4 separate regions of the Homo sapiens genome follow, and all the other regions are linked to region 2. The links are chromatin contacts, found by Hi-C or POLR2A ChIA-PET in ENCODE. All regions are on one chromosome and are shown on one strand. Each heading gives the region's core, a stretch centred on a gene start or an enhancer-like site at or near the end of the contact. The rest is flanking DNA. Distances are from core to core; before and after follow the strand shown.

Evidence for each region. A loop is a pair of places that touch in the nucleus more often than their neighbours do. ChIA-PET counts read pairs that join two places held with the same protein, here RNA polymerase II (POLR2A). Pooled maps may share reads with other maps.
Region 1: a loop to region 2 is called in a pooled map, with 4 times the contacts of the local background. The contact joins the enhancer-like site here to the promoter of CASP8 in region 2. A Hi-C loop is called at or near these places in 2 of 37 single-sample maps with no recorded cell type and 3 of 50 pooled maps.
Region 3: a loop to region 2 is called in a map of CD4-positive, alpha-beta memory T cell, with 14 times the contacts of the local background. The contact joins the enhancer-like site here to the promoter of CASP8 in region 2. A Hi-C loop is called at or near these places in 1 of 168 maps with a recorded cell type or tissue (CD4-positive, alpha-beta memory T cell), 1 of 37 single-sample maps with no recorded cell type and 10 of 50 pooled maps. POLR2A ChIA-PET finds 5 or more read pairs at or near these places in 3 of 52 experiments (CD8-positive, alpha-beta memory T cell, activated CD8-positive, alpha-beta memory T cell and activated T-cell).
Region 4: a pooled map shows a loop between it and region 2 (4-fold over the local background). The contact joins the promoter of SUMO1 here to the promoter of CASP8 in region 2. A Hi-C loop is called at or near these places in 5 of 50 pooled maps. POLR2A ChIA-PET finds 5 or more read pairs at or near these places in 3 of 52 experiments (PC-9, RWPE1 and activated naive CD4-positive, alpha-beta T cell).

The regions. Positions count from the first base shown.
Region 1 is chr2:201,881,822-201,887,022 of GRCh38, reverse strand. All of the region lies in intron 12 of CDK15 (cyclin dependent kinase 15), which reads right to left. Among named protein-coding and RNA genes, the nearest start is that of CDK15, 78 kb to the right of the region's middle. Within about 2 kb of position 3,247, at least 5 of the 41 ENCODE cell types and tissues checked have a DNase peak (open chromatin) inside an H3K27ac peak, as active enhancers do.
Region 2 is chr2:201,259,252-201,264,326 of GRCh38, reverse strand. CASP8 (caspase 8) reads right to left here and starts at 3,791. Exons shown (of 9, transcript NM_001372051.1): 1 at 3,714-3,791.
Region 3 is chr2:200,711,374-200,716,968 of GRCh38, reverse strand. LINC01792 (long intergenic non-protein coding RNA 1792) reads left to right here. Exons shown (of 3, transcript NR_037886.1): 2 at 552-634; 3 at 2,839-4,664. It also overlaps the pseudogene AOX3P-AOX2P and the pseudogene AOX3P. Among named protein-coding and RNA genes, the nearest start is that of LINC01792, 21 kb to the left of the region's middle. RefSeq lists an enhancer at 3,575-3,854. Within about 2 kb of position 3,773, at least 35 of the 41 ENCODE cell types and tissues checked have a DNase peak (open chromatin) inside an H3K27ac peak, as active enhancers do.
Region 4 is chr2:202,234,662-202,239,889 of GRCh38, reverse strand. It overlaps SUMO1 (small ubiquitin like modifier 1), which reads left to right and starts at 1,293. Exons shown (of 5, transcript NM_003352.8): 1 at 1,293-1,450. The coding sequence starts at 1,439. It also overlaps the pseudogene STMP1P1. RefSeq lists a silencer at 1,639-1,828.

The sequences.
Region 1 (5,201 bases), core at 1,998-4,497, 620 kb before region 2:
CCCCCCTATTCAATTATTTCTTTGGATAATTTCCAGGAACAAAGGTATAGGGTATAAGGGTATGATCATTTTTATGGCTCCCGATATGCATGCTATAACACTTTGCAAAAGTTTCAATACCATCAGCAGAGAATCATTTTACCACAATCTCATCAACACTGGGAGCTATTAGGTTACAGGAAAAAACAACTAATTTAACGGTAATTTGTATTTTTTTAATCCCTAGTAAAGCAGTCAATTTATTCCATGTGTTGCTGTGCTCTTTTTGTTTCCTCTTGCATAAATTGCTATTTTATGCCTTCAACTCATTTTCCACTGGATTCCTTGATGTTTTCTTATAAAACTGAATGAGTCACAGGTGAAACAAAAACATTTATCACCATCGATTAAGAAATCTTGGCCAGACAAGGTGACTCACGCCTGTAATCCCAGCACTTTGGGAGGCCAAGGCAGGTGGATCACCTGAGGTCAGGAGTTTGAGACCAGCCTGGCCAACATGGTGAAACCCTGTCTCACTAAAAATACAAAAATTAGCCAGGCGTGGTGGCACAGGCAGGTAATCCCAGCTACTCGGGAGGCTGAGGCGGGAGAATTTCTTGAACCTGGGACATGGAGATTGCAGTGAGCCAAGATCATGCCATTGCGCTCCAGCCTGGGCGACAAGAGCAAAAGTCCATCTCAAAAAAAAAAAAAAATCTTAAAACCCAAGGCTGATTGCATATATTATTACAAGAAAAGAAAAGAAAAGAAAATAAACTAAAGTAAGATGGCATTGAGGAAGAAGTTGGTCCTGGGGTGTAAATCTCTATTCAACATAAATTGAGCCCTCTTAATTGTGAGATATTAAACACGCTACCTGGAGATGTGTGGAATCTTTCCCAGAAAAGCTTTAAAATAAACACAGTACATGAGAGAGTGGGAGGAGCACAGAACTGGGCATCAAGATCTTGGTTCTAATCTTGATTTTGCAGCTAAGTTCCTATGTGATCTTTAGCAAGAACAATGAATAGTAGGAAAGGAGTAGCTTTTAGGAGTCAGATTTGAAGTAAAATCTTGGCTCTACAACTTTCTAGCTGTGTGACTTCAAGCAATTAGCCTACCTGACTTCCAGCTGTCTAATCTGTAATATGAGGATAACAATTCCAGCCTCACCAATTAGTACATAGATTGATAATTTATATAAAGCATATAGATGTCCAATAAAAGGCAGGTACGATTATTCTTCCCTGGGCATCAGTGACTCAGCTATATAATGAAGGTATGGAATAAGTAATCTTTAAGATCCTTTATAAATAACTCTTTTCTGAATTATTTATCTTTACTTGGAGACTCAGCCATGAACGTAACAAATTTAACCAACTTAAGGGCTTGGTAGGGCTGAGGGACTTGGTTTTCCCAGACTTCTCCCAGCAACACAATGCTATGCAACCCCATAAACCACGTCTCAACCCAGTATCTCCTCTAACATATTGAAATGGATGGAGAACAACTTTGTGCATAGAAGGTGAGGAAGTGTGTTATGGAGGACATCTCCAAATTCGCTTCTTAAGGGCTGATTAATGGAGGATTTAAAAGGTGGACAGATTGGTCTGAGTTACGTTACAAACTCCTAGAAGTAGCACAGAGTCAAGAGGATGGCTGAGAATCTTCCCTCCCTCTTTTCCAACATCCCCAGCCCCTGAAACCTGGCCTCATAGAATGACAAAATATTCTGGTTCAACTTTGAATAGAATACACAAAAAAACCAATAAACAGAATAGGTTTGAAATTACGTGGAAGCATTCAGAGTGAAACTAAGCTTGATTAGTACATGTTAAAGAATGTTTAAATTGTTGCAAAAAGGCATACGATGGTAAGAAAAACTACAATGGTATATGAGTTAAGACTGAGCCACTATGATTAAAAAGAAGACAACTTCAGAATGATCTTAGATGGTATTGAGAGGAACACGACATTCCTTTGCCCGTATGCCCTTCCTCTCCAATCATCCAGACCCATCATCTTTCAAGGCCCACTCACAAAATCATCCTGGATCCCCACAGCTGGAGTTAATCTCACCTCCTTCAAACACTTAGAGCACTTTATTTGTATACTTGATCTGCAGCTGTTTATATACTTGTCTTATTTCCTAAAGGACCGTAAGCTCTTTGAGGACAGGGTCTATGACTAATTCATTTTTGTATCCTTTAATATCACACCTCATGGACACTCAGTAAACCTCCAATGAATGAATGGAACATGATTCTCCCACCATGCAAGAAATTTGAGTCTATGCTGCCTCCATATTCTCAGAGATAAGCAAAATAATTGGAACAGATTCAGAAGAGAACAATAAAACAAAATGACTAAAAAGTGGGAGAAACAGAATTTGTATTTGGAAACAAAGGTTAAAGGAATTCAGCCTAAAGTGGCCTTTGGGAAGTGATATCATAGGGACCTTCCAATATATTAAGGAGATAACACTCAAAGAAGGCCTGAAGTTATTTTATTGAACCAAAACAAAACACGACTCAGATTTTAACAGGGCAATGAGGCATGCTGAAGAACTTTCGGAGTATAGATATCGGGATGGTGTGATCAAAGGTAGAGGTAAATGCCATGCTTTCTTCCATCCCTATGTGTATATAAGTATACTCTAACAATGGGGGCTGTGGTACAGCATTTTTGCAAAATTACTTGTGAAACAATTGCAAGCTTTTTAGATTTTCTCCCCCTAAGATGCTAAAACCTGTTTTAAAGGAGAAGGGGATTTAGTCCAGGAAGGAATGGGAGACTCAAGTATGAGACTTGGCTAGCAAGCAAAATGGGACCAACCCAGAGAGAGAGAGAGAAAGAGAGACAGCCTTTGATGTCCTGACGATCAAGGACCATGGCTTAAAGACCAGACTCTTAAATCACGTGTCATTTACTGCCTCAGATAAAAAATACTTTTCTGGATCAGTGTCTGTAGTTCAAAATGGCTAGGTTCCAAAATCAGTCTTAAATTTCCAAGGGTAACATTTGGAAGGTTTCCTGAAAGAACAGAGCGGAGCCAGTTTTAAGAAGGGGCAGCTTAATGATTTCCTACTACCCCCACCCCCAAATCATTAAACAGTGTTCCTTTCCCAGAGCCCAAGTTCATGCTGAGGGCAAAGAGAATTAAATGAAGAAGCTGAACCTGCAGCTAAGATTAGAGAGTTGCCAAGGGCCTAATTTTAGGTCCTAGCTGCTCCAGCTGACGTCCTGCCCTGCTGGCTCAGCCACGAGGACCACAAGTGTGGCCATAAGCCGGTGTCTGAGTGGGAAGAGCGACTCCCTGGCCATCTGCAAAAGCAATTAGCTTGCTGTTGGCTGTGTTTTGAGAGGGACTACCAATAATTTCTCCTTCAACAAGTGTTTCTTCAGGTGTTCACGAGTCAATAAGGGAAAATGTCAGAACTTGGCAGAAGTTCCCACATGCTTGCCATTCTAATATTCACACTTTTCCACTTCAGGTGCTGTCCAAAAGGAAACTAATCCTGGAATTCCTGGTTTTCATGGCAAATAACCCCCTGATAAATGCCCTTTGGCTCTAAGCGTACTGCCACAACCTAGGGAAAGCATTGTTCGGGACTTCTCAGCGTCATGAAAATAGAGATGGACTGGAACAATTCTTTCATTTTGTGTGGAATTTCTATGCCGCTCCTACACTGGGATTTAGGCTGTCCTTCCACTCTCCACGTATTTCCCAGTCCCAGGCTTTATGCTTTAATTGTCTTCTTTAGAGGGCAGACAATAAGAGCTGGCATCTTCCAGATCAAAGGGGAAACAGAATATATTTTAAAGTGACAACTCTGTTATCCTGCAACCAGAATAAAATCAGAATAATAAAATGATATAAATATAAGCCCCTAAATAATTTTATACTGAAATGCCACCAGAGAGCAAAATTTCTTGCATAATTATGGCAGAGAAACTCTCCTTACAAATCACTCACAAGAGCATGCCGATTTTTGCACAATTCTCATGCCTGGGGCAGCCCTCCTCAGGGATGGAGTTTCTATGTCCCTGCAGATTGGGAACTGTGATTACCCACTGGTGTGCTCTGTCTGCAAAGGAGGCTGTTAATAAAGGCTCATTGCCAGGGGCAATGAAAAAGCAGGCTGGCACTGCCAGGCCAAGGACCGCATCTCTTAGTAGATAATGTGCTGGTGGTGAGAGCCACTGTCACGAAGGTGCACAAACCAGCCCTGGCTGCTTCTGTCTCTTCCTCTATTTTTCTTTCCTGGTAGCTTTGCTTTTTCTATCTACTTGTCCATCTGTCTATATACATATTTCTGCACACCCACCACCCTGTCACACACATACACAAGCACACACACATGCTCGTGCACTCATGTGCACGAGCACACACACACAGAAGCACACACACCCAATCTTGCCCCCGCCTTTCCCTGTCTCTTGGCACCGGCGCTTTCATCTTCTCCCTCGGGGATTCGAGATGTCGCTGCAGGAAATGCTTGTCCGCCGAGGCAGCAGCAGCAGAGCCCTGTGGCTTTGACAAACCTCATTTAATTGGGAGGAAGCCAGGAGAATTTGAAAGAACTGAAACATCCACGAAACTCCTTTTATCAGGCATAATTTAAACTCTGCATGGAAAAACCCCTATATGTATAAAGAAAAGTCAACTTCCCTCCTGCTGTGAGCACTCCTGGTTTCCCCCGCTAGTGCAGGCAGCCTCCTACAAGATTCCATCTTTTCATTTTTCTAAAAGTGTCAAAGTAGATTTGGGCTCTGTGACTGGGCGAACAGGGAAGGAATACAGATTGTTCTCTCTGTCTCTCTCTCACACACACACACACACATACGCACACACACATATACACACATACACACACAACCTTAGATACCCATGCACCACGGCCCCTCTGTTGGTGGCTTTGCTTTTGGGTCAGCCAGGAAAAATCAAAACCCAAGTTTCTAACAACACATCAGTTTGGACAGTGATTGTTTCTTCCTAATCATCTTGCGTCAAGCAAAAGCTGGAGCCTAGAAAACTCTGAAGATCCCCAGCAATTGTCAGCATGTGGAATAACAGATCCTAAAGGAGGGCCAATGGGGAAAGTTTCTTTAAGTGGAGAGAAGGGAGTGTGTGTGTGTGTGCGTGTGTATGTACATCCAAGCGTGTACACTTGCATGAAGTAATAGAGTTATAAGTCCCAAGTCTGACAGGAGAAAGCTGA
Region 2 (5,075 bases), core at 2,542-5,041:
AACTGGCCCACAATTTAACTTCCAAGAGTTTTTCCTACATTCACTTAAACAAGTATACTCAAAACCATATATAAGGCTATTCATGGTAGCATTCCTTGAAATAACGAAAGAGCAGAAACAACTGTTTATCAGCATTAGAAGATTTAGGCAAGCTATTAATCATATTCCAGGGAACTCTATTTGGCTACTAGAAAGAATAGGAAGATCAATGTGGTTGAGCCTGCGTGATCTACATAATGTATTGATCAGTACATATTTTGTGTATTCACAGAAGAGCTCTGACAAAAAATGCACAGGAAGTTCCTTCAGTAATGTTAAAGAAAAGCAGAATTACACACAGATGTGGGCGTGCAGTGTGAGAAGGCTGATGGGTGGAGGTGACAGTGAGAGCTGCTTTATTTCCCATACCTTGCTGCACAGTTTGTACTGTTTGAATTTTTACCATGTACATGTATGACTTATTCTAAAACATATACCTAGTTAAAATCTTTATTTAAAGATCCATTCTTATTCACATGCTGGAAAAGATCTAAACTAGATCTAACCCTGTTTAGTGCCATTAGGTCAACTGTCTTTACAATTTTTAATGCATTCTAACCTCTGTTAAAGTCTCATCTTACAGAATAAAACCAACCAAAGAATCAAATGAAAGCAGGACTTCCTTTCCCCCATCCCTCAATTATTTTTTTCTGAGGATAACAATGCTTAGTGTATTCATTTTAGACAATACAGAAAAGATAAAAAGGAAAATTAAAATTATGTATAATTCCACCATCCAAATATAAATGCCCAGTAATATTTTACTCTTTCCTACCAAATATTTTATGCATACACATTTTTCCTTATATTTGAACACATCATATTTCTGTAGTATAAGTGGATTTTTCCACTGGTAAGTACATCTTGTATTGTAAGTACTTTCCTGTCTTTAGTTTTTCTTCTACAGCATGGGTTTTAATATCTGTAAGGCACTTAATCTTAGAGATGGGCTATAATTTACATAGCCAGTTCCTGATTACATTTAGGATGACTTTAAAACGCAAATCTTTAAGAATACCTCTAATTATTTTCTTAGAATAATTTCCTAAAAGTAGTATTATGGTGTCAAAATGAATAAACCTTTTTGAGGCTCTTGTTACACATTCAATAGCATTTTCTGACAGTATATAATAAAAATCAATACAATCCAAGGCTGAGATGACATGAATTTGGATATAATAAGATTGGCGCATAGCTCCGTCCTCCATAGCCATCTCATCTCACTCATTTCATTACCTTTTCAACAACGTGACAATGCTTTTTAAGTGGTTTCCCCATCAAATCATAACTGACATTTAGAAGGGAAAATGCTAACGTGGCTTCTTCTCTGGCCTAGGTGTTCCAGGATACACTGTCAGATGATAGTCAGCCTTTTCTGTTTTTTGTTTTTTGCTTAAGTTACACATCCCTCTAGTCATAGTACCTAGAAAACAGTCACTTGCAAAGGATTTATGACACCATTAACAACGGGCCATCCAGCACTGTAAGGGGAGAGACATCGTGTGGCAGTTCTTGTTTTATGGGACCTAGATTTTCTGCACTAGCTTATGGGCTAGAAACTTTGTTAAGCTAGTATTTTTTAAACAATGTACTTGTATTTTTGGTTCCTAAAAACAGTAAAAGTAACACTTGTTTCATAGAGAAAGTACAGAGAAGTATAAAAAGAAAATAAAAATTACTTAAAAACTTGCCATTTGGAAGTAATTCTTTGGTCACATTTTGTGGCCTTTTCCCAATTTTTTTTCCACATGTATATATAACATATGTAAATTTGAATATGTTGCCATGTAATACATATATTTTATATAATCTCTGCTAAATAGTAAATGTATATAAGTCTATTTGTATTACATAAGTATATTTATTATTTTATATATTTATGCCCCAAAGTATTTAAATATAAATATGTGTTTATAATAATCATATAAATAAATGATATATAAATGTTTGTAATCTATATATCCATATAAACATAAAAATATTTTTTAACCTCATTTCACTAAAAGCCTCTGAAGAAACTACTATTACTGTCCCCATTTTTCTGTTGTGAAAAATCACGGCTTGGAAATAAGCTAGTAAGAGAGAGAGCCACAGCCAGATTTAAGTGTCTCACTCAAGGGCTTCAGTGACAGATCACAAAGATTTAGACGTCATTCTACTTGCAGCTGGAAGGCAGTGAAAGAATCTCATGAAGAAAAACATAAAATCATAACTTTTTTAGAGAACAACATTTCAAAAAATTTTATAATAACAAAGCCACAAAAACAGAAGTTCTTAACAAATCCACTATAGGAGAGGGGGTTAGAGCCTCACAAAGGAAGTGCTAGAATCTAGGCCCCAGCATCTCATTCCAGAGTCCCATTCTACCACTGTATTACATGTCACAATTAAACTGTAAATACATTCCATCTCATCACAATCATTCCAGTAATATTCTAGCAGCATCCTAGCTCTTGCAGTGATAACTAAAAAGCAAAACATGCATTTGCCATCGGAAGCAGAAACCTGCATCTCATCCGAAGCTTGAGAGAACCTGAAAGCCACTCGCTCTCAGGCCCAAACCCCTAACCGGCAGGTAGTATTGCCACTCCCTCCAATCCAGGCTGGCTGCCTCAGACTGCGGGCTGCCCCGGAACCTGACAGACATCCATTCTGCACGCACATGATGTCCATAACAGGGCGCTGCAGCCACGGCATTCAAACAACCCAGCAAAGGTGTCCAAACCTCAGCAAAACATATAATCCCATCATTTTCAAACAGAATGAAACTTGCAACTTCACCTGTAAATTCTTAACCCCACAAGTGCAGGTCTCTGATTGTGTCTATCTAGTCTTCCCATTATATTGTTTTTTGAACTGTTCTGTATCTTTTTAATTTTTTTTTTTTTTTTTTTTTGAGACGGAGTTTCGCTCTTGTTGCCCAGGCTGGAGTGCAGTGGCACGATCTCGGCTCACCACAACTTCCACCTCCCAGGTTCAAGCGATTCTCCTGCCTCAGCCTCCCGAGTAGCTGGGATTACAGGCATGCGCCATCATGCCCGGCTAATTTTGTATTTTTAGTAGAGACGGGGTTTCTTCATGTTGGTCAAGCTGGTCTCAAACTCCCGACCTCAGGTGAACCACCGCCTCGACCTCCCAAAGTGCTGGGATGACAGGCGAGAGCCACCACGCCCAGTCTTTTTTAATTTCTTTAAAAAATAAATAATTGAATTAGTAGGACCACATGGGTGTGTTTGTGTGTATGTGTGTGTGCGTTTATGTTGGCAAGTGTGTATGTTGGTGGGTATGTGTGTTGGTGGGAGGATAGCTGTAGCAGCAAAGTCAGTAGAGATTTAAATTTTGGCTTCTATTATTTCACAAGTTTGACTGGGATCAGGATGAGGCCTTTATACAAGTAGTTAAACTTGCAGCATTTCAGAAGCTCCTAGGACTTCATCAGTCTAAGCTAGAATGGCCTTCAGATCTGGAAACTGCACGGCCCTCGGCAAGGCTCTCAGAGGGACTGCTACCTCTTACACTAACTTCATGGTTTCCCCATCCACACTCACATACGAGGATCACCTCCATGGCCCCAGGGCCACCCGATCTCACTCTCAGCAGCCTAGAAAACTCCAGAATCAAAGGCCTTCCTCCCAAAAGGCCCCTCTGACCTTAACAAAGAGGCAAATCCTTACCTTACTCTCACGATGGTAGCACCTTCGTCACAGGCCTATCCACTACCATCTGAGCATCTAAGACAAGAGCAAACGTCTAATGAAGGACGGAAGGGCACAGCCAGCCAGCTCTACTTCCTGTTTCGAAACTCCTGAGTCACAAACACTAGAGGGGAAAGAGCGCTTACCACTTGCCCCTGAGTGAGCAGAGTGCCTTCTAAAGCTTCTAAAGCTGCAGGAAAAAGGCCTGGTGGTCCAGGAGACCGCACGCAGGGCACCTGGCCACCTGAGCACTGGCCCCTGGCTGTGACTTTGGATGGGCCATTTTACCTTTGGGGCCTCATTTCCACATTCCAAAACAAGGACGTTGGACTGGATTGTAACTAAGAACACTTTCATTTCATATTTAGGATTTAAAGATTTTTCTGGGTTCATCATTAAGACTTTAATTTTTTCATTCAATGAATCTTGATGGAGCACCTCAGAGAGGTCTTGAGATTGGACACTGCAGAGCCCTCTCATCTTGGTTCTCAGGGTGGCTGTGAACTTTCAGAGCTAAAGCCCCTGGTTTAGCCAAGGAGCATCTCTGTGGCCCCAAGGTCACCAGATTCCACCCTCAGCAGCCTAAAATACTCTAAAATTAAAAAAAAAAAAAAACTCTAAAAAGAAAAAACTCTAAAATGAAAAACCTCTAAAAAGAAAAAACTCTGAAATAAAAAAATTCTAAAATGAAAAAAATCTAAAAAGAAAAAACTCTAAAATGCAAAAACTCTTTGGTAAGATGGTAAGTCCATCTTACCAAAGGTGATCCTTGTATATGAGTGTAGCTGAGGAAACCATGAAGTTAGCTGAAAGCTGGGTTTACCATCTTATCAAAGAAGCAAATCCTGGGGCCCTCACCATGTTGGGCTCTAGGGATATACCAGTAAACAAAATATTGCCTTCATACTGAGAGTTAGATGAAATGTTTTCTGATATTAAAAGTAGGAAAAGAAAATCAAACACCTCTCTTCTTTGAAACTGCCTTTTGTCTTTCCCCAAATAGAATATAAGCTTTCAGAGGGTAGGGACTCATAGCTGAGAAGACTGAACGAAGTATCTGAAAAGGACTCTTCACCAGAGAGGGCTAGGTCAAGATGGCCTCATAATATCAATGCCTGGATGGCCACCGTGGCTCATGCATGTAATCCTAGCACTTTGAGAGGCCAAGGTGGGAGGATCCCTTGAGCATAGGAGTTTGAGACCAGCCTGGGCAACAAAATGAGACACCATCTCTATGAAGAAAAATTTTTTAATTAGCCAGGTGTGGTAGCACGCGCCTGTGGTCCCAGCTAATCTGAAGGCTGAGATGGGAAAATTGCTTGATCCCAGGATGTTGAGGCT
Region 3 (5,595 bases), core at 2,524-5,023, 550 kb after region 2:
CTGATTAACACCATCATAAAACTTAGGGGGCTGTGTAGCCAGCCTGTGTGAGATCCCCCTTCAGGCAGGAAGACTGCTGGCCAAGTGTCAGATGGGAAACTGGGAGATGTGAATTATAGCCCTAGTTCTGCCATAAGTAACTTGGGGCAGGAGGTTTTGTTTGCTTGTTTTAAGCACTTTGGGCATCAGTTTCTGAACCTACAAAATGAAGGTACAAGATTAAATTCATGCTTTTCAACACTTTTAACTTGTAAACTAAGATAAGAGAGTTTTCTACTGATCTGGGACTCTATGACTTTGGAGGTCTGGTGAGGATAATCTTTCTCTCCCTCCACTCAGGCAAATGGCGTTAACACATGAGTGAAGCTCTTTAAGGGATGTCAGTTCTTATATTCTGTGATGTCATGTAACCACAGTTACAGTGCCTACTCCTGTCCCTTGAAGATATCTCCCAGTGATCCTGGGGATGAACACCAGGCAGCTTTCCAAATAATAGGGTTTTGTTTTTTTTTTTTCTGCCATCTTGTAAACCTTCTTGGACCAACAACCAGCCCAGCTACAGCAGATCAGCAAGAGAATCAGGCTGTCTGGTTTGGAAAATAAATTTTGACACTGCTCTGTCCTCCCTGTCCTGGTAAGTCCTGGATGTTCAGCAGCAAGTTAGCCTGGGGTCCTGAGGGTCATGTGAATATGGCTATATGTCATGCATGCGACTGTAAGTCCTCCTTCCAGCCACCGTGGTCACCTGCAAAGTCCCTTCCCTCACATTTCCCTGAGGCTTCTTGCTTCCCTTTTGTTATATTTTTGCCCTTCAGGTCTATCTTTAGTTTTACCTTTTATGACATTTTATCAGCATAAAAACAGAGTTATCAATGGAAAATAAACATCTGAAAAAGGTCTAACTTCACTAATTAAAGTAATATAATTCAAATAATGAGAGATAATTTTTCTCTAATTTAGAGAAATTTGTCAAAGATTAGAGGATATGATAACCAGTGTTGCTAAGGCTGTGATGAAAGGGCTGCATTCATACCCAGTTGCTGAGAGTATGGATTGAAACCATCTTCCTAAAGGCCAGTTTTAAGAACCTAAAAAATAGACAGAAATTCCACTTTTAGGAATGTGTTCTAAGGAAATCATCGGAAATATCTGCAGATTTATGTTTTAGAGTATTTACAGAATATTATTTGTCCCCCCAAATGGGGATTGGTTAAATAAGTTATAGCACATCCATTTGAATAAAAAACAAACACATATCCATTAAAAATCCTGTTTTGAAAAATCTTTAGTGTCATAGGAAAATGTTTGTGATATACTATTATCTGAAAAAAAGAATGTAGGATTATATATATAAAATGTGATCTTGAAAAAAATGTGTTTTACACCAGTTAGAATGGCGATCATTAAAAAGTCAGGAAACAACAGGTGCTGGAGTGGATGTGGAGAAACAGGAACACTTTTACACTGTTGGTGGGACTGTAAACTAGTTCAACCATTGTGGAAGTCAGTGTGGCGATTCCTCAGGGATCTAGAACTAGAAATACCATTTGACCCAGCCATCCCATTACTGGGTATATACCCAAAGGATTATAAATCATGCTGCTATAAAGACACATGCACATGTATGTTTATTGCGGCACTATTTACAATAGCAAAGACTTGGAACCAACCCAAATGTCCAACAATGACAGACTGGATTAAGAAAATGTGGCACATATACACCATGGAATACTATGCAGCCATAAAAAAGGATGAGTTCATGTCCTTTGCAGGGAAGTGGATGAAACTGGAAACCATCATTCTCAGCAAACTATCGCAAGGACAAAAAACCAAACACCGCATGTTCTCACTCATAGGTGGGAATTGAACAATGAGAACACTTGGACACAGGAAGGGGAACATCACACACCAGGGACTTTTGTGGGGTGGGAGGAGGGGGGAGGGATAGCATTAGGAGCTATACCTAATGCTAAATGACGAGTTAATGGGTGCAGCACACCAACATGGCAGATGTATACATATGTAACAAACCTGCACATTGTGCACATGTACCCTAAAACTTAAAGTATAATAATAATAAAATAAAAAATGTGTTTTATGTATTCACATATTTATATACACCCTAATAATCCTTAAAATTACAAGGAAGTCTATTAAAATTATAATAGCATGTTAAGAAATATTATCCAAAACTTGGAAAAATAGACAAGATTCACTGAATGGCCTTTCAATGCATTTTGGAACACAGTCTAGCAAGTCCATTCCATGGTTATCTCATTCTCTAAGGGAATGTTCCTTTGTTGAACTTGTTTACTATTGATTGGGGGCTAGACTCTGTGAAGCTACATAAGAACATGTAGATTTTCTTTTCTAGTAAAGAATCAAATTATTTCTGTCCTGTAGGAAGGCAACCTCAAAGGTTACAGTTTTATTACCTGTAAGATATTAACCGGTTTTTTACCTAAACTAGCAACCTTCGTCATTGTGCTGGCATGCCTATATGCTCAGTCTCTCAAATTCACTTTCATCCAGTTTTATCATTTTGCTGGTTCCCTCATTGTCGAGTTAAATAAATCTTTGACATTTGCTTACTTAAGATTTGTATGAGAATCAAGTTTTTAATACAGTATTTAAAAAATACTTTGGCAATGGCCATATATAGCTGGTAGGTTTACAGGAGATTTTGATTTTCTTTTTATATTCTTCTGTATTTGTCGAATGTCCATTAAAGGACATGTTTTACTTTTATAAAAAGAAAGCACAAAAATGTCTGTATGTATATACACATGCATTCTATATTAATTTCTCAGGCTGTACTTTCCCTAACTCTATACCCAGTAACAGGCCAACCTCCCGAAGATGCATAAAGACACCTTTGCCGTTGACCAGGCAGACCCTGCATCCACAGGACATAGAGAGAAAGGTGCTCCCTGAACACTGATCTGGATAAGCATTGCTGGGTCAGTGCAGAGGCGTCCATTTCCCCAGTCTGCCGAGCTGGCCTAAAGCTGAGGACCTCTTAGTGGGAGCTGAGGACATGTGCCTGAAGAGGCAAGCCCTTGACTGATGGAAATTGGAGTCTGAGTTCCATGTGGGGGACTGGGAAGCACAGCAAGGTCTGAAATGGGAGACCCAGGGAAGGGCAGAGAGGACCAAAGGAGGAAGGGGGTCTACAGTGTGGGAAACAGCCTGGACGCAACAGCCGGGGGAGGAGGCCTGCTCTGGCCCCAGTGGCCCCTTGTAAGCAGGAAAGGCAGCTGGCTAGACCTCTTCTGTGTTATTCACTCTGATTTTATCCTTTATCTTCCCCTCCCAACCTCACCTCCTTTCTAACCCCAAAGCCATGCAGCTAATATGACTAAGATTGCTGGGCGTTTGCTTGGAAATGCAAATGAGAATTTCTGGTAGTTTCCTAGTTTCCTTGATCTCCTTTGTCAAGTTTATTGAGGGGAAAGGACTCTCGGTTAAAAAAAAAAAAAAAAGAAAATCCAGATTTTGAACACCAGCTCTCTTTAATGCCAACTTCCTGAGGAGCTGCCCAGCTCTGTAACAACCTGGAACAGAGGCGCCATCACAGACTTGGCTCTGACGGGCGGCACAGCAAGAAGCCTTGCTCGCGTGTGGGACGTGCCCGTTCTGGCCTGGAGAGAGGGCCCAGAGACACCACCTCGCCACCGCCACCTGATTACTCATTGTCACCAATGAGATGACAAGAACTGATGACGCATTTCCCTTTTGCTGCACTCTGACACCTCAGAGACCACAGCAGAGAAAAAGCTGCTTTTGTAAAACTGGAACATGAACTACGCGGACGCCCCAGAGGAGGTCTCTGCTGCCCTCTGTTGCTGGCTTCTTAGTAACCCTAACCATTTTTAAGAATACAGTATTTGGTTTCAGTAACTTTATTACATGAAAAGTATGCTCGGAGGAAAAAATGTGTCAAATTTAATCAGTCGTGGGTACTATCAACATTTTAAATTGTTGCCAATCTAATAGAGGAAAATGGTATCTCATTGCTGTTTTAATTTTCATTTTAAAAATTCTAAGTGAGGCTCAAAATAGTTTATTTTTCCAGTTTCCTGCCAGTGGGTATACTTTTCTTTTTTTGTTTTTTTAATCTTTTTTTATTGATTTAGAAAAGTTTTTGCTGTAAATGCGTTTCTTTTTATACTAATGCTTTTCTCTGTTATATAGTCAAATTTATCAGTCTTTTCTTTATAACTTCCGGCTTTCATGTTCCTTAGGCTATGGATTTTTTTAAATGCATGCATATATTTAGTATAGTTTTTAGTATTTAAAACTTTAATCAATCTGGAATTTATTTTTATTGTAAAGTGGGAAATAGAAGTACAGCTTTATGTTTCTTTGTTTTTAAAATGGCTTGCAAGTTGTACCAATATTCTTCCTTAAATGCTCCATTTTATGGCTTACTTGAAGTGCATTTTTGCTTCTAATGAGACCTGACTTTCTGGCCTATTTCAGGACTTTACATTGTTCTGTTGGTCTGTTTTTCTCCTCCTGTATCAGTACCTATAATGTGTAACTACTAGACATGTATTAATGTAATAGAATACATTTCAATATTATATAGGGCTAGTTTCCCCTCTTGACTATTCTTATTATACATTTTTTATCTTTCTAGATAAACTTTAAAATCAAGTTTTTAAAAGACACTGTTGATGTTTTGATTGGGAATGTGTTATATTTAATTTATAAGAGAAAATTGATACTGTTATATTTTGTGTCCTTGTAGCTAAGGCTTATGTCTTTCCCTTTTAAAATTTGTCTTTTTTTAAAGTTCACCAATAGATTTTAAAAGTTCTTTTCATGTTGGCCCTGCACATATTTTTGTTGATTTTATCCCTAGAGTTATTTTTTGGTTGTTACTATAAACGGGAACTGTTATTCCATTGTATTTTCTGATTATTGCTTGAATACAGCATTTCCACAGCTGATCCTTTCCTAAAAGCTGACACTATGACAGCAGTTGGAAATTAAAAAGGAAAGCCATGGCAAAAGACAGTCACAGCTCCACTTGGCTGTTCTGTTCTTTCAGAAAACGTAGTGACCTCGTATGAGTACATCCCCTGAGGTAGGGTCAAAAGAAAGTCTGTTAGGACACCTAAGAGTTTCTTGGAGATGTCAGGATATCCACCGGGGTTCTGAAGTAAAGATGCTGTCATTATTTTAATATAAATGATCAATTATGAAGATATAGTTGATTGGTATAAAACCATTTTTAAAATCTATATTGCTGCATAGTCTTCAGACTTTTATTTTCATTGCCGTGGGGAAGTTTGTATGAATTAGAGGAGCTCCATGGTTTTCATCCTATAAGGGACTTCAGAAAAATAGCATGAAAGCAAAACTGTGGTAGGGTCAACACACGGTGCTCCTTTATTTGGTTTGAGGTGTAAGTTAATAAATCACCTTCTGATAAGCTGCTGACAGAATTTATTTGCACCAACTGTAGTAGGGCCACCTCCTCCATATAGACACTGAAGTCCACAGTGGTGTTTGTGCCGTCTTTGAAAAGGACTGTCATTCCAGCATTCATAACCGCCAGGGCATTTTGCTGATGTGAGGCCTGTCGGA
Region 4 (5,228 bases), core at 44-2,543, 980 kb before region 2:
TAGGGTAGTTCTCAAATTGAGGCCCCATTTTGCTTGCTCTAAAGCCAAAAACACAGGGTCTAGCAAAGAGGAGCCCAGAGGCTGGAGATGAAAACAAAAGCTTTTGGTTCAGATGGTAAAGGAGGCCCTCAAGAGCAGTAGAATCAGTATATCCCGAAGGCAGTGCTGGAGGCATTCTCATGAAGTAGGGGGTTTCTTCTTGGCATCCAAGTCCTTTTTAATTTCTTCAAGTTTTTTAGCCAGGTTTGGTATGTCATAGTTCTGAGCCAGATACATTCCAACCACGTTGCCCAATGTAAATCCAAGCAGGAATTGGAGCATGATGTTGGTGGGGAGGGCGAGGAGGGCGCAAAGGGCTGCTGCAGCTCTGCAGGCCGGTCAGAGCCTGCTTCCCCATGCGAGGGGAGCGGAATCGCCCCCCCCGCCACCTTTTTTTTTTTGAGAGGGAGTTTCACTCTTGTCGCCCAGGCTGCAGTGCAATGGCGCGGATCTCGGCTCACTGCAACCTCCGCCTCCCGGGTTCAAGCGATTCTCCAGCCTCAGCCTCCCTAGTAGCTGGGATTATAGGCGCCAGCCACCACGCCCGGCTAATTTTTGTTATTTTTAGTAGAGACGTGGTTTCACCGTGTTGGCCAGGCTGGTCTCGAACTCCTGATCTCAGGTGATCCGCCCGCCTCGGCCTCCCAAAGTGCTGGGATTATAGGCGTGAGCCACAGCGCCCTGCCAAGAAGAATCATTCTTTAACCTTAACTCAAAGCAACCAATTCAAGGGTTGGAATTACTCACTCCCCATTTAGAACTTTCAGCAGCGGTCTTTAGCATCAGTAGCCGTCAAGATTGTGTTGGGTCGTTGCTTTCTTGTTGTTTTAAATCACGGTCATGTGTTTGGCAAGGGTGCTGGTTAACCGAAAATGTTGGTTCTAGAGCTAGAAGTACTGGCATTCAAATAAACATATTTGGGGGTTGGGGGTTGATGAGCAAGGCTGGGAGGAGACAAAAGAAGTATCTCGGCTCAGTCGTCAGAGACGCGCAAGGTGTAACGGAGAGAGCAATCTAGGTTGTGAGAGTGGCTCCAAACATTGAGACATGGAGCCAGGACCTTTGCTCCTGGGGGATGGCCCTAGTACTGATGCGCAGGACCTGGTCCTTGAAGGAGCTGACAAAACTGCCGTTCACCCGCGCGACCACCGGCAAAGCAGCTCCACAGCCTGCCCCTCCCCTTGGCTGCTCCCCCACCCATTTCCCGCCTTGTCTTTCCTCTCTTCTCTCTCTCCCTCCTCCCTGCGCGAAGCGGAAGTGACGCGAGGCGTAGCGGAAGTTACTGCAGCCGCGGTGTTGTGCTGTGGGGAAGGGAGAAGGATTTGTAAACCCCGGAGCGAGGTTCTGCTTACCCGAGGCCGCTGCTGTGCGGAGACCCCCGGGTGAAGCCACCGTCATCATGTCTGACCAGGTACCGGGCTGGGAGCCATCCAACGGCGGTGGCCAGGGCCTTCCCTGCAGGTCTGCCTGCCGCTAGGCTGGGGTCGGGGATGGAGGCGCGGGGGAGGGGAGCGCGGAATGGGGGAGGGGGCGGCCGGTGGGGACTAGGCAGGCGAGGGAGAGGAGCCGACTACGGCCGGAGGTGCCGGGGCCTGCTGCGGGGCTCCCGGAGCCGCCCGCCCCTCTCCGGGCTCGCTCATCACCCCCGTACCCCACCGCCTTTGGTGGCGGCCTCCCTCATGTCGTCCCACTTCTTTCTCCCGGGTCGACTAGGTGCAGAGCCCCGCTTCCACCTCCCTGGGAGGGTCTCTGGAGAACCCGTCCGTCTCCTTCCAGAGGACTAATCGCAGAAGCAGGGCCCTAGGCCTTAGTTATGTAACGGGAGAGAATCCCTGACTGGGAGGCTCCGTGGCCCTGAGAAGCGGCTGGACTCTCCACTTTTTGCTTCTTCGTCGGGAGGGCGTGGGGCGGCGAGGGAGGGAGACGTCCGATGTTGTTGGGAATCCTGCCTCCGTTCGGATTGGAGCTAGGGCAAGGATGCCGCTGCTCTCCTCTGAGTCTTTTTCCGTGTGGGGGTGCAGAGCTGTCGCCTCTTTACTGTACTTTCCCGTTTCTTACTCGGGATTGGTTCATCCTAGCTCTCCAGTTGTAAGAGAGCATTCATAATAACCAAGAAAGAAAATAGAACTAAACTGCTAGAGCAACAAAAAGCATCTCACCTGGGCATTAACCTGAGGAAGTCTCATATTTTTGAGGAAAAGCATAGGAAAACTTTGTGTATGTAGAGTCGTTGCAGAATATTTGCAGAAAGTTGCCTGGTAAGGCAAAGTGCTCCAGCTCACTGTTAGTATCAATAATTTACTTGGGATTTGCACTTAATCAGGAGTGATCGATTTCCCCTTTTCTTCCTCATCCTGTTCTAATTAAACAACTTTATGGCTAGTTTTTAATTCATAAAGTTTTTGTCTGGTCTTTTGTTTGCTCAGACGACTTTGACTTTTTTTTTTTTTTGAGACGGAGTCTCGCTGTGTCGCCAGGCTGGAGTGCAGTGGTGCGATCTCCACTCACTGCACCCTCCCGCCTCCTGGGTTCAAGCAATTTTCGGGCCTCAGCCTCCCGAGTAGCTGGGATTACAGGCACTCACCACCAGGCACTCACCACCACACCTAGCTAATTTTTGTATTTTTAGTAGAGACGGGGTTTCACCATATTGGCCAGGCTGGTCTCGATCTCCTTACCTCGTGATCCGCCCACCTCGGCCTCCCAAAGTGCTGGGATTACGGGCGTGAGCCACCGCGCCCAGCCGACTTTGACTTTTTACATTATTTTTGGACTTTTACTCATTTAATGGTAGTTATTCAGAAAACTATTTTTCATTCAACTCCACGATGTACTTGAACTTTTAAATTTAACACACCTATTCCCTTGGCTTTTAACCCAGTTTTGTACCATTTCGTGAGAGCAAGTGAGGTTTTTGCAGATTGGTACTATTGTACAAAATGTACACTTAACATTTTAAAGCTTAACCATAATCTAGATGAATTTTGGATGGATCTACTTACTAATAATCTAGATTAATTCCCAAGTGGGCATTGTGTTTCCCTAGGTAGTTGTTTACTTGGTTACTAGGAAGAAAAGTATAGGCGTAAATGCTTAGTTTCGTCAGCCTTTTATTTTGTTTCCCAGAAGCGTCTAGGAAGCATTTTGAAATTTATTGTAGACTGATGGAAGAGCAACATAAAGAAATAATTATAAAATGTAGAATTTATTGCTCCATTTTGAAGTCAGGTTATTTAAGAGATACATAAAGAAATGAAGGACCTAGGATACAAATAGATTCTTTTATTTCATGTTCATACTAGGACATTATTTGTCTTTTTCACTGTCATTCTTTCATGAGTGTTCAATGGACGTTTCTAGAAACTAACATGACTTGTGATAAAACAAATTAAATGTGGAAGCAGATGTGAAAATCCAGCTGTTTAGCTGTTTTTATTAAGCCAGACATTAAAGAGATTTGCAAAAATGTGTAACAGTCCCACTCTTTCATTAATTTTGTTTTGAAAAATATTTTTAATAAAAATATATATTTGTTAACATATAACAGGTTTGTTGGTATTTTAAAATGAATTAATATTTAAGACATTTCTCAGTTTTCAGTGTTTAATACTGTAAACATCAATAGATGTAACCAACCTAACAAAAGCTTTATGGGATTCTAAATAAATTTAAGTGTAAGATTCCTGAGAACAAAAAGTTTGAGAACTGTTGCTGTAGGCTGATTGACCAACATCATTAGGACTCGCCGGGTGCAGTGGCTTAAGCCTGTAATCCCAGCACTTTGGGAGGTCAAGTTGGGTGGATCACGAGGTCAGGAGTTCTAGACCAGCCTGACTAACATGGTGAAACCCCGTCTCTACTAAAAATACAAAAAATAGCCAGGCGTGGTGGTGCGCACCTGTAATCCCAGCTACTCAGAAGGCTGAGGCAGGAGAACTGCTTAAACCCGGGAGGCGGAGGTTGCAGTAACTGGAGATCACTCCACTGCACTCCAGCCTGGGCGACAGAGTGAGACTCCGTTTAAAAAAAAAAAAAAGACTCAGTACATTGGCCGGGTGCAGCGCCTCACACCTGTAATCCTGGCACTTTGGGAGGCCTAAGTGGGGGAGGATTGCTTGAGCCCAGTTTGAGACCAGCCTGGGCAATATAGAGAGACGTCGTCTCTACAAAAAATAAAATTAGCCAGGCATGATGGCCTGTACCTGTAGTCCCAGCTACTCAGGAGGTTGATATGGGAGGATCACCTGAGCCTGCGAGGTCGAGGTTGCAGCAAGCCAAGATCATGCCACTGTACTTCAGCCTGGGCGATAGAGACCCTGACTCAAAACAAAGAAGACCCAGTACAAGTTCAGTGTTGAGTGCTAAAGACTTAAAAGAGTTATAAAGCTGAACCCTTAATCTTAAGAGGTTTATAAGTGAGAACAAGAATCTCCAAATCCTGTACTGTTTAATATCAGCATGAGACTAAACCACTGTCCTAAGAAGACAACCTTAATTTGAATCAAGTTATTTTAGAGTGATGTGTTTTCTGAGGCAGCTCTCAGAAGGTTATTGTCTGGTGTTAAAATAGTGAAATTGAGTAATAACAAGGTTAAAATCGGTGGACATTAAATACACACAAGACTTCAATTGCTGGGTCCTCCATTGATTAATGAAAAAATGATTGTTTTTGGAATTTGAGTGAAACACTTCTTAATGGCTGAGTAGGGTGGCTTACGCCTGTAATCCCACCACTTTGGGATCACTTGAGGCCAGGACTTTGAGACCAGCTTGGCCAACATGAGGAAAGCACGTCTTTACTAAAAATACAAAAATTAGCTGGGCCTGGTGGCTCATGCCTGTAATCCCAGCTACTTGGGAGTCTGAGGCGAGAGGATCGCTTGAGCTTGGGAGGTGGAGGTTGCAGTGAGCGGAGATCATGCCACTGCATTCCAGCCTGGGCGACAGAGCAAGACTCTGTCCCAAAAAAAAAAAAAAAAAAAAAAGAAAAGGAAAAAAAACAAAAAACTTTTTTTTTTTTTTTTTTTTGAGACGGAGTCACAAAAAATTAGCCACCATGCCCAGCTAATTTTTTTGTATTTTTGGTAGAGACAGGGTTTCACCATATTGGCCAGGCTGTCTCGAACTCCTGACCTTGTGATCCGCCCGCCTCGGCCTCCCAAAGTGCTGGGATTACAGGCGTGAGGTGC